4 separate regions of the Homo sapiens genome follow, and regions 2, 3 and 4 are each linked to region 1. The links are chromatin contacts, found by Hi-C or POLR2A ChIA-PET in ENCODE. All regions are on one chromosome and are shown on one strand. The core of a region is the stretch at or near the end of the contact, and the rest is flanking DNA. Distances in the headings are between cores, read along the strand shown. Region 1 holds the start of NFYB (nuclear transcription factor Y subunit beta). Region 2 holds the start of GNPTAB (N-acetylglucosamine-1-phosphate transferase subunits alpha and beta). Region 3 holds the start of POLR3B (RNA polymerase III subunit B). Region 4 holds the start of TMEM263 (transmembrane protein 263).

The links. A loop is a pair of places that touch in the nucleus more often than their neighbours do. ChIA-PET counts read pairs that join two places held with the same protein, here RNA polymerase II (POLR2A). Pooled maps may share reads with other maps.
Region 2: a pooled map shows a loop between it and region 1 (6-fold over the local background). The contact joins the promoter of GNPTAB here to the promoter of NFYB in region 1. A Hi-C loop is called at or near these places in 5 of 50 pooled maps. POLR2A ChIA-PET finds 5 or more read pairs at or near these places in 2 of 52 experiments (B cell and OCI-LY7).
Region 3: a loop to region 1 is called in a map of CD4-positive, alpha-beta T cell, with 12 times the contacts of the local background. The contact joins the promoter of POLR3B here to the promoter of NFYB in region 1. A Hi-C loop is called at or near these places in 1 of 168 maps with a recorded cell type or tissue (CD4-positive, alpha-beta T cell) and 6 of 50 pooled maps. POLR2A ChIA-PET finds 5 or more read pairs at or near these places in 1 of 52 experiments (activated CD4-positive, alpha-beta T cell).
Region 4: a loop to region 1 is called in a map of naive thymus-derived CD4-positive, alpha-beta T cell, with 24 times the contacts of the local background. The contact joins the promoter of TMEM263 here to the promoter of NFYB in region 1. A Hi-C loop is called at or near these places in 2 of 168 maps with a recorded cell type or tissue (both naive thymus-derived CD4-positive, alpha-beta T cell) and 9 of 50 pooled maps. POLR2A ChIA-PET finds 5 or more read pairs at or near these places in 1 of 52 experiments (AG04449).

Annotation. Positions count from the first base shown.
Region 1 is chr12:104,136,838-104,139,537 of GRCh38, reverse strand. It overlaps NFYB (nuclear transcription factor Y subunit beta), which reads left to right and starts at 1,328. Exons shown (of 8, transcript NM_006166.4): 1 at 1,328-1,397. RefSeq lists enhancers at 591-760, 1,584-2,175, 2,176-2,700 and silencers at 1,145-1,444, 1,495-1,594, 1,695-1,774, 1,835-1,964.
Region 2 is chr12:101,829,667-101,832,366 of GRCh38, reverse strand. GNPTAB (N-acetylglucosamine-1-phosphate transferase subunits alpha and beta) reads left to right here and starts at 1,408. Exons shown (of 21, transcript NM_024312.5): 1 at 1,408-1,808. The coding sequence starts at 1,692. RefSeq lists silencers at 1,226-1,625, 1,982-2,276.
Region 3 is chr12:106,356,326-106,359,025 of GRCh38, reverse strand. It overlaps POLR3B (RNA polymerase III subunit B), which reads right to left and starts at 1,278. Exons shown (of 28, transcript NM_018082.6): 1 at 1,075-1,278. The coding sequence starts at 1,146.
Region 4 is chr12:106,954,542-106,957,241 of GRCh38, reverse strand. TMEM263 (transmembrane protein 263) reads right to left here and starts at 1,335. Exons shown (of 4, transcript NM_152261.4): 1 at 1,177-1,335; 2 at 93-160. It overlaps TMEM263-DT (TMEM263 divergent transcript), which reads left to right and starts at 1,747. Exons shown (of 1, transcript NR_185933.1): 1 at 1,747-2,700. RefSeq lists enhancers at 388-447, 1,377-1,671 and a silencer at 948-1,707.

The DNA.
Region 1 (2,700 bases), core at 79-2,578:
TTTTGTATTTTTAGTAGAGACGGGGTTTCGCCATGTTGGTCAGGCTGGTCTCGAACTCCTGACCTCAGGTGATCGGCCTGCTTCGGCCTCCCAAAGTGCTGGGATAACTTTTTTTTTTTAAAGGGCTTTCTATGTATACATTATCCCAAACAACCCTGAGAAGCAGACATTTGGCCAAGATCACAAGCCTGTAAGAAGGGGAGTTGGAATTCAAGTCAGGTTGTCTGATGACAGTGGCATTGCTACTTACTCCTCTTGTCACAATTTGGGGCTTTCATTTGTCTTTTCTTCCATACTTGCCGCAGAAATGTTTAAATACTCTGAGAAACAGTAGGAACTCTATAAATAAAAGATCTCTGTATTTTTACATAATCAAAGCTGGAGAGTTTAATGTGGTGCAGGCCACTCGGTTAGTGGAAGCAGAGGGCATGCCATCCCCAGCTCCGGTTGCAGTGAGTGGATCCAGTGTTGGATTACCCACCTCTGGGATGGTCACTGCTAAGCGAAGCTGAACTCAGGACTGCAGTTTGAGAAAGACAGCGAAGGAGCTTGGCTGCACAGAGGCAAGAACGGGCCACGGATTCTTGCAGCCAAAATGTCATCTGGTTGGGAAAAGCCGCTTGTCAATCTGCAGCTACTAGAGGGGTGGGGGTGGGTGGAAAATGCAGCATCTTAAGTTCAAGATTCAGGGTGAAGGCTGGCTAGACTTAGCAGGGGTCTGCATCTTTAGATGAAATGTGAAAAACACCCAAGCTCAGGGACCAAATGACAGGGAGCGCTGTGCATGCGGCGACGCTAACAGGGACCCAAGGAAAGAAAACACGAGGCGCTGAAGGCGCTCCAGGAGGCCCCCGCCGTTCAGACCCTCCCGGTGGCTCGGGCGCGTCGTCCTAGGGGGCGGCTTCTGTCCTTGGTTTCCCCTTCTTAAAAATCCAGGCGCAGGCAGGCTGAGCTCAGGCGGCTGAGGCACCTCCACGTGGCGGGGGAAGGGGTGACAAAGAGAGGGACGCCCGAGAGATCCCGCTTCGCACAGGCCCGGGTCAGCACCGGGAAGGAGGCCCGCCTAGACCCGAACGGCGCGCCCGGGCAGGGCCCTGGAAGACCTCGCGCCTAGAGGAGCGGCATCCGGAGCGGCGCGGAGGCCTCACAGGAACGCGGGACTGGGCCGGGGGCGGGGCGGGGCCGGGGGCGGGGCGGGGCGGGGCGGGGCCGCGGCGGGCGGGCGCGCGGGCGGCGCGGAGGGAGGGTGTCGCGCCGAGGGAAGCGGCCCGCGGCGGAGGGAGGGGAGGCCGAGTCCTGGAAGCGGAGCTCCGCGCTGGGACTGGTTCCTTCGCAGCCATTTTCTGTCCAACCAAACAGCCGATTGGAGACGGGAGCCAACCAGGGCTGCATTGGAGGTTTGTGTCTCGCTTCGGCCAATGATCGCTCCTAAACCGACTCCACTTTAGCTCGAATGAAATGTCCGTCTCCTCCCGGCGCCGTCCCCGCCGCCAACGCCGCCGCGGCCGGGGGCACTAGCCTCCCGCCCTCCCGCGCGGGCCGAGGCCGGGCCCCGCGCCTGCGAGGCCGCTCCCGCAGCGGGCCGGGCCGGGGAGCGGGCGCGGGGCCGCGGCGCGGCTCTTTGTGCGCCGGGCTGAGGAGCGGCGGGACGCGGGCCAGGCCACCTCACCCTCGCCGCCGTTGAGCTCCGGGCCCGGGGCCGAGGAGGGGCCGCGGGGCTGCGTCGGGGCCCCGCTCTCGACGGCGTCCCGGGCCGGCTCCATTTTGTGCGGGGAGCCGGCCGAGGGGCGGGAGACGCGGCCCGGGCCCTGGCCCCGTAGCCCCGGCGGCGGCGCGAGTCCCCGGGGGCGCCCTCCTCCCGCCCGCGGGGCTGTGGCGGGGCCCGGCGCTTTGTCTGCCCGCACATCCCGGGGGCCGCGCGGCGGGTGGGAGGCAGGCGTTGGGCGCGGGGCCGGGGCGGCCGGGCGAGTCAGGGGATGCGCTCTGGGGGCGGCCTCCTGGCACTCGCAGGGCTGACAGGTCGCCGGGACCAGGCCGTGGGGCCGGGGCCACCCAGGCACCTGCGTGGGGAGGAAGGCATGGCTTTAGCTTCCCCGCAGCCTGGTTTGCGCGTAAAGAATGCAGCCATCTGGCGGTTTGCGGTCCCTGTACTTGCCCCGAAGGTGGGAAGGAAGCCCTTCGGATTGGACTAAGGTTTTAATCATTAGTGGTGGGAGGCGGGAGGATATGCAGGGCCTTAAAGAACGGTAGTCTTAGAGAACAAAGAATTACAGAGCACCCACAAATCGTAATCTCGCCCAAAGCACTCTAACAGGATAATTTAAACAAGGTTAGGTAGCCTGCGACCTTTAAAAAAATGGCATCCCACTAACCCGCATGGACCCCATAGTTGCGTGGTTCGTGCTACAAATCACTGGGGTGGTTTCATCTCTCTTAGTATGGAAACTAATCAGCAACATAAAGTGATGAAAGCAAACGGATCAATATCAGTGGCACTAATCAGTGGGGGGTTTATTTGTAAAGTATTGAAAGTTTAACCAAAATTCCTTAAAAGGCAAATTATTCCTTCCCTGCATTGCTCTTGTATCTTAATTTAAGGATTACTGTATATTGATGCAAAACTCTGGTTGTTGATGCCAAAGAATGGAGGGTGGAGGAAGGGACTACTGCTTTTCTTGGATACAAATTTGCATTTCTTAA
Region 2 (2,700 bases), core at 159-2,658, 2.3 Mb after region 1:
TGACCTCCCAAAGTATTGGGATTACATGCATGAGCCACCACACCCAGCCCCGATATCAAAACTATAAACAAAGACAGAATCTCACTCCAAACTTGCATGACTCATTTCACAGTACCTTCCCCTAATCTTGGCCCTGTTCTACAGCCTAAGTACCTGGTTCAAATCTCAATTCTGTCATTTACTATTTGTGTGATGTTAGATAGTTACTTTTTTTCATCACAGTTTCTTGATCTGTAGAATGGGGATAATAATGGTATCTCCATTATAAGATTATTGTGAGGATTAGATGAGCTGGGCACATGGCAGATGCTACATAAATGTTGGCCATTATCCTGAGAGTCCTGTTGAGTGGCAGATGTTTTTATATCTGTTACCATGCTTTTTTACCCCTTCTGATTAAGTCCTCAGATCTGTTATCATGCTTGAAAAGACCTCAGAACTATATGTGTCTTGTACAACTGCAATAATCTTTTGCCATGTACATATAGCATATATCAATCATCTTTTTTAAAAGAAGGATTAAAAGAAGTGACTGCAAAGTGTAAAAAATCTTGCCTTGGATTGGAGTGAAGCTAACCCCTTTTGCAAGTCTGTTAATTCCACCTGACCATCAAACTGAGGGTGCGAATTTGAGTATTTCCTGAAGCTGGTTCCCAAGATATTTTTAAAAATGCTTTGAATGATGGCAACATTAGATAAGTGTATTGTTTCCCAGGGTGACTAGGAAAAAAATCTTATTGACTAGGGTGCATTGGGATTAAGAAAAAGATCTCCCTTTCGTAAATCAGAGGCACCAAGGAAAGGATCTCGTGGGAAAAACCTGCTGTCAAAGTCGGATTACCTGGCCACCCCTGAGCTGGTTCCCCTCCAGTTCATCGCATGATTTCTATCATAACAACTCTTGTATTTAGTGGTTTACATGTTTATCTCCCCCACTAGACTCTCTGAGAACAGTAGCCAGGTCTAGTTCATTTTTGAATACCTGACACCAAGCACTATGCCACCTAACAGGCACAAATTACATATTTAACGACTAAATGAATGAACGAAATTCGGTTTTGGCAGATTTAACCCAAAGGTTTCCTCTTTCAAACAATATAGTTGGGGGTTGGAGGAAAGGAGCCACATACAGCATCTCCTTTTAGCACTCTGCAGAGAATGCTAAGTGCAGAGAAGGTTTTATGCACAAAAATATTCATGGCATTATAGTACCGTCTATGGCACAGTCTCGACGCAGGGGGCAGTTTTCTCTTGGTCGCCTGCCCAACCGGGTAAGTGGATCCCAGCTCAGCTCCGCCCCTCCCAGCCCAGCCCTCAGGGCCCGCTGCGCAAGCGCAGGTGGGGAGGGCGCGCACCTTCCCTATGCCCCTCCGTCCTCCAGGTGGCGCTGGAGACCCCGCCGCCGCCGCAGCCGCCTCTCGCCCGGCCAGACCCGGGCGGCGCCGGCCGCCTCGCCGGCCGCAGGTCCGCCTCCGCCGCGCCGAGGGCGTGGGCTCCCGGCTCCCGGAAGCGGCGGCCGCGGCGCGGAGCCGAGCGGGCGTCCGTCGCCGGAGCTGCAATGAGCGGCGCCCGGAGGCTGTGACCTGCGCGCGGCGGCCCGACCGGGGCCCCTGAATGGCGGCTCGCTGAGGCGGCGGCGGCGGCGGCGGCGGCTCAGGCTCCTCGGGGCGTGGCGTGGCGGTGAAGGGGTGATGCTGTTCAAGCTCCTGCAGAGACAGACCTATACCTGCCTGTCCCACAGGTATGGGCTCTACGTGTGCTTCTTGGGCGTCGTTGTCACCATCGTCTCCGCCTTCCAGTTCGGAGAGGTGAGTAGCGGCGCCGCAGCCTGGACCGGGCGCCTCGACCCTGCACTGCCCTCGCCGTGCCCCGCGATGCCCCGATACAGTATGTATTTTTTCATTATTAGAGACGGGGTTTTGCCATGTTGCCCAGGCTGGTCTCGAACTCCTGAGCTCAGGCGATCGCCCTGTCTCGGCGTCCCCGAGTGCTGGGATTACAGGCGTGAGCCACCGCTCCCGGCCAAATACAGTATTCTTTATCATAAACGTGTGCAGAGACTATGAGCAAGTCAGAACTGGAAAAAGGCATGTATGTGATTTTAGATATTGCTCCCTCGCCCACCGTTTTTTAAAAATAGAGACGGAGGTCTCCCTATGTTGCCCAGGTTGGTCTGGAAGTCCTGGGCTCAAGTGATCCTCCCTTCTTGGCTTTCTAAAGTGCTGGGGTTACAGGCATGAGCTACCGCACCTGGCCCAAGAAAGCCACTTTTAGCAACGGGGAGGAAAGCTGTATTTTTAAGTGGTTTGAAATCTGTTCCTTAGTTTTAGTTTTTTTCTTTTTCTTTTTTTTTTTTTTTTTTGGTAGGAGGTTACAAAAGGTTTTAAAATTTAACAGAGTAGTTTTTAGAAATGCCACAGTATACATTTGCTTGAAGTCTTTACCCATGCTGGATTGTAAGCTCCGTAAGAGAAGGTGCTGTCTGTAAATACTGTAACCCTGGCCCAAGCACAGTGCCAGGTACTGCCAGAGAATGCAGTGCAAGTGTTTGTTTAATGGCTAAATTATATGGCATGAATTCTGAGCATGTACTTTTTTAGTAGTTCTTGGTTCTAGAGGCTGGGAAAAAATGTCTTACCATAAGGGTGAGAAAGCTCCAGATTTGTAAGTGTGAAATATGTACTTAATATTATAGTACTT
Region 3 (2,700 bases), core at 29-2,528, 2.2 Mb before region 1:
AGCTGTTCTCAAACTCTTGAGCCCAAGTGATCCGCCCGCCTTGGCCTCCCAAACTACTGGTATTACAGGCCACCACGCCTAGCCAAGGAGGTTCTTATAATCCGATAGACTTACTGATCATGTCACTTTCCTGCTTAAACCCTTCAAAAGCTCTGCTCCAAGACAAAGTCCAAGCTCTGTCAGATGTTTATTGAAACTTTTCATAATCAAGACCCTTACTTAACCCTGTCTTTTATCTCTTCTCCTCTATTTTTCTTCACTCTAATACTACTGGATTTACTTTCCTTCCTCAAAAACATCCAATGGTCTTGCCGAGGAGGTTTCAAGTATCCTGTTCTCTTTCCCTGAAATCTCTCCTTTGCTATCTTCTCCGGCCACGTCTCCACTTCCCTATTCCACGTCAGTGTAGATTTTGAGGCTCAGAGAGATTACAAAATGTGCCTTATCAGATAACAAAATATGTCGACAGCCGCACTTCACTGGGCAGCTCGCTGTGGGGCAGCTGTCCTTAACTTCCGAGAAGCTGATGAAAGCTGTGGAGTCTCTCCCCCAGAAAACACACAGGCAAATTCTTTAGTAAATATTGAGGGCGTTTAAAATTCCCCTGCAACCCAAACTGGAACTTCAAGTTAAAAGGAAAGATGACTAGCTTGGAATTCAGACGATCTGGTTTTACCCCCACAGCCGGCTGTGGTGCCTCATGCAAATGGCCTGAGCTCCCTGGCCCCGTGTCCTCTGTAAGACTGCAAACATGCAATACGTCCCCCACAGTAAGTGCGAGGGTCAGTCCTCCCCACGCACACCTATGCTGGAAGAGCTCCAACCCTAGAGCCAGCAGCGGGGCTTCTCGGCCCCCGCAGCGGCTGACAGCTCCTCTGGGATCAGCCTTCACTCGCGCACGCGGAGGCCGGCTCTGGAAAAAAGACTCGCAAGCGCGACGCTCTGGGCATGCGCAGAAGCCCGGCGCATGCGCACAAACCGCCAGCCCGCCCCCTTGGCGGCCCGAGCACTCCGGGCAACGCCCCCTCAGGGCGCATCCTTGTCCCTGACGCTCCCTGCGTGCCTGGCACTGACCTCTACAGTCGGGATCGGCGCCGCCAGCTGCTCCGGAGTCAGGTTCCCAAACTCCTCCGCTAGCACGTCCATGCTGCTCACGAAGGAGGAAGAAACAGATAGAACCTCCGCGCCCGCCTTCCCTGCACCAAGCAAACTGCAAGACTCCCGGCGAACGGTGCGCGGAGGCCTAAACTGTCCCCGCCGTGCGTGTTAGCTAGAGACGCGGTAGAAAGGTTCCGCCCGCTCCCTGCCCGAATCTGCGGTGGAACCCGGATGTGGCCGAGGCCGAGTAAGGAAAGTACGCCCTCTGGTGTAGCTCGGAGGTCTGGCGCAGGGAATCCTAAGCCCCAGCTGTCAGGTTTCTTGCCAATTCTCTGGTAATTGAGACCAGCAAAACATAGTGGTTGTCATTTTAAAAGTAATCCGAAGAAAAGTGTAAACGCATAATTTACGCAACTTGAACCACTGAGGCAGAGAATTATTTAATGTAGTCCAAAATTCTATGCATTGTTTAGTATGGAAGAGCAGGAAACGTCCCAAATGCCTACCAATAGAAGATTGATTAAATAAATGATGGTACATGCGTGTAATGGAAGAGTGTTGAAAATTCTCAAAAGCACTAGATGGAAGATGTAGGAGTAAATACCCAGCGCATGGAGAAATTTAATATGAAAAGATGACATTTACGTTAGTAGGGGAAGGATGGCCTGTCCAGTAAATAATGTTTGAAGAGCTGATTACCCATTTGGGGAAAAAATACATGTAAGTGAATCTTTTGTGGATTAAATATTGAAATGTTAACAAAAACTTAGAAGAAAATGTAAGTGCAGATATTCATAACATTGAGATGTTGAAGACTTTCAAGACGGCAACAGTCAAATCATAAAGGATTTTATAATCTAAACACGATTTTATGATTCCACGGAAAATTTTTAATTTTCTGAACAGATTTTAAAAAATCACCAACAAATAGAATTAATAAAAAATAAATTGGCAGAAGACAAAGGGCTGGTCTCTCTAATTTAAAATGAGCTCATACAAATCAACAGAAAGAAAAATCCTATTAGAAAAAACAAGGCAAAATGCACCAATTAATTAATGGGTACGGAGTTTCGGTTTGGGAAGATGCAAAAGTTCTGTAAATGGAGAATGGTGATGGTTGCACAACAGTGTGAATGTATTTAATGCTGCTGACCTGTACATCATTTTAAAGGGTTAAAATGCTAAGTTTTATGTATATTTTACAACGATAAGAAAAGTTATGAAAATTTGTAAGTACATATATGCTTTCCAATTTCTCCCTCATAAAGGTAGAACCCTTGCACCAGGTTAATTATTCTTATTTACTAAAGAGCTACTTAAATTTCAGTACTTGTATTTTCTTTTTTTTTTTTTTTTTTTTTTTTTTTGAGACGGAGTCTCGCTCTGTCGCCCAGGTGGGACTGCGGACTGCAGTGGCGCAATCTCGGCTCACTGCAAGCTCCGCTTCCCGGGTTCACGCCATTCTCCTGCCTCAGCCTCCCGAGTAGCTGGGATTACAGGCGTGAGCCACCGCGCCCGGCCGTATTTTCTAAGTATTGCACTGATATCTGAAATACGAGAAGAATGGAAAAAACACCAAAAGTAGAATCAACCCTGCCTTTG
Region 4 (2,700 bases), core at 86-2,585, 2.8 Mb before region 1:
TTAAGCATGGGCGCGAGCGCGCACACACATACACACACACACACACACACACACACACACACACACACACACACACGGGCGCGCGCGTTTACCTGTTGGTGTTGTATCGATATTCCTGGGGAACCCCTGAGGGCACTCACACCAGCAGAAGTTTCAAAGGCTAAACAATAGCATACAGCAAATAATCACATATAGCAAATATTTTCATTTGGAATTAGCACAGTGTTCACAAGGACGCAAAAATCAAATTAAGAACCCTTCCCTTTTCTCTAGGTGTTTCTAAACCCTTCCGGGTGGCCCCTTCTCTCCCTACTGATCCCTTTAGGCACTAGCAAATCTTTTTTTTTTCTTTAGCAGTGAGTGACGTGGCAGGAGGCAGAAAATGACCCTGGAGGCGCCGTGGCTAGCACTGAGCTTGGCACCTCCTCCCTCCGCTCCACGTTGTACACCCAGCACTCCCCCCACTCCCGAAGGGCTCCAGAATTTCTATGTAAGAAGGGTTTAGGACAGGCGATCTGATTGGAAGTGGGAGCTGGGGGGTCGGTCTTGAAGCTGCGTGTGCAGAGCAGGCAGTTTTTATTTAGACTGGGAGGCAGTGACGGCACGGATGGGTGCTCCAGCCCTCCCTGTCACCCCTGGGCGCGGCCAGCACCCTCTCCATTCCCACTTTTACTTTAGGTTAGGCGTGGAGATACAGCCTTCCTACCCAGGAAGAGCTATGGGGGTGTCCACTGGGAAAAAGTCTTGTGTGCCTGAACCCAAAAGGGAGGTTTAGCAACAGGTCAGGAGTTGGCAGGGCGAGGAAGCCCGGTACCCAAGCCCCTCCGCTGCATCCCTCTCCCAGGCTGCTGATGCCCCTCACCTTCCTCCTCCGCCCCCAACCCCGAACCCCCAGATGCTAAGAAGTCAGGCGGAGGCTTTCCAGGGGTGCGCAAGCTCCAATCGCGGCGGGGCAGTCAGCGACGTATAAGGAGGAGTAGCCCCAGAAGCGAACCTCCATCCGCCCCCAACTTCGTCCCGCCCCTCCCCCTTTCCCGCTGGGGCCTCGCCAAGGCCCCGCTGGGCAGCCAGGCCGGGCACTGGGAGGTGAGGGGCAGGGGCGCCGACGGCAGAGGGCGACGGAGGAGGGCAGGAAGCCGGGACTGCGCCCCTGCCCTCGCATCCCGACTCACTCACCGCCGGGGTCGCGGCCAGCGCTAGGGCTGGGGCCGGGCGGAGTGAGCGGGCCGGCGCAGAGGAGAGCTGAGGCGGCCTGGGCGGCAGCGGCGGCCGGCACAACCCCGGGCAGTCGCGGCTCCAGAGGCGTCCTCTCAGGATGTGGAGCTGGAAGACTGTGGCGGCGGTGGTGGAGGCGGAGGCCTCTGGCTGCGGACGTGGCGCCCGACGCGACCCGCCCCCTCCGCCGCCTCCTCAGCTCCCGCCTCCTCCCGCGGCTCCAGTTCCGACGCGCACGCGCGCTCGTGCAGCCCGGGCCCCTCCCGCGCCCACCGGGCACACGCCCACCCGTTCTCGCAGGGTCCGGCCCTCCCAGCAGTCCCCAGCCGGCTGTGTCCCAATTGCGCACGCGCGACGCTCCGAGGCCCGCTCCCGCCCCTTCGCCCCCTGGACGCCTCCGTGGGAACCCCCGGCCGGCCTGCGCGCCCCTCCTCCGGGGGTCTCCCCGCCTTCTTCCCGCCACCATCCAATCAAATCGGGCGAGGGGCGCGAAGCCCGGGAGACGCGTAGGCCGCGGCCCCCAGGCCCGGTGTTTTGACGTCGGCGGTGCCCGCGTTCCGCGCCGAGTAACGGTCTTCGGAATTCAGAGCCTTCGCCTTAGGGAAGGTGGGACGGTCGCCAGTTTCTCCAGCACTTTCTTCGTCCAGGGACGTCAACCTCCCTTGCATGCTGTCCTCAGGGACTGACAGCGGGGCCTGCTCAGAAGTTCTCGTCGGGACTCTCTACAGGCCTTTGTGATTAAGTGCTAGGGGTGAGGAGAGACGTGGCTTATTTATGTGTTTTTCAGTTTGTTATGATTTTTTTTTTTTTAATTTTACTTCTCCCTGCCCTAGAATTGAGCTCCTTGAGAGTAAAAACCCGCCTGGGTCGCCATCACCCTAGGCTTGGTGCAGGGCCTGCCAGGCGCTCGAATTTGTTGAAGAGGTGGGTGTTCAGTATCGAAAGAGCCGCGGATTGTACATTAGAAAGCCTGGCTTTGCGCCGCGTCCTTGCCACTTGCTGACCAGGCCCCTCCACGTGGTCCCCGCCGGGGCAGCAGCTCTCCTCACCCGTCCAAAGGCACGGGGAGGCGCGTGGCGGCCCCGCCAGAGCTGAGCCCCCTGGGATGTGAGGCCGTCTCGCTCTGAGCTTCAGAGCAGGGTTGCAGGAGACACCTCAGAAGGTCGTTTTGAGGACGGGAGGAGATGAACTGCTCAAAGCCTGCTTAACTAGATAAATGGTATCGATTAACTTTTCTTTGACTCCCTTTCCACACCTATAAAATGAAGATGACGGGAAACTTGTCATACTTTTTTTGTGGTGGGTGGGAAAGGTCTTTATGAACTGTGAAGTCCTATGCAAACGTGAGATGTTTCCTTTCGCAATCTGATTAGCGAAGCAAAAACACGCGAGTCAAAAACATACACAGAAAGCAAAAAAAAAAAATTCACAAAATGGTTTATCAACTGCAGAATATTCAGGATGGTGGAACTGAATGGTAACTAC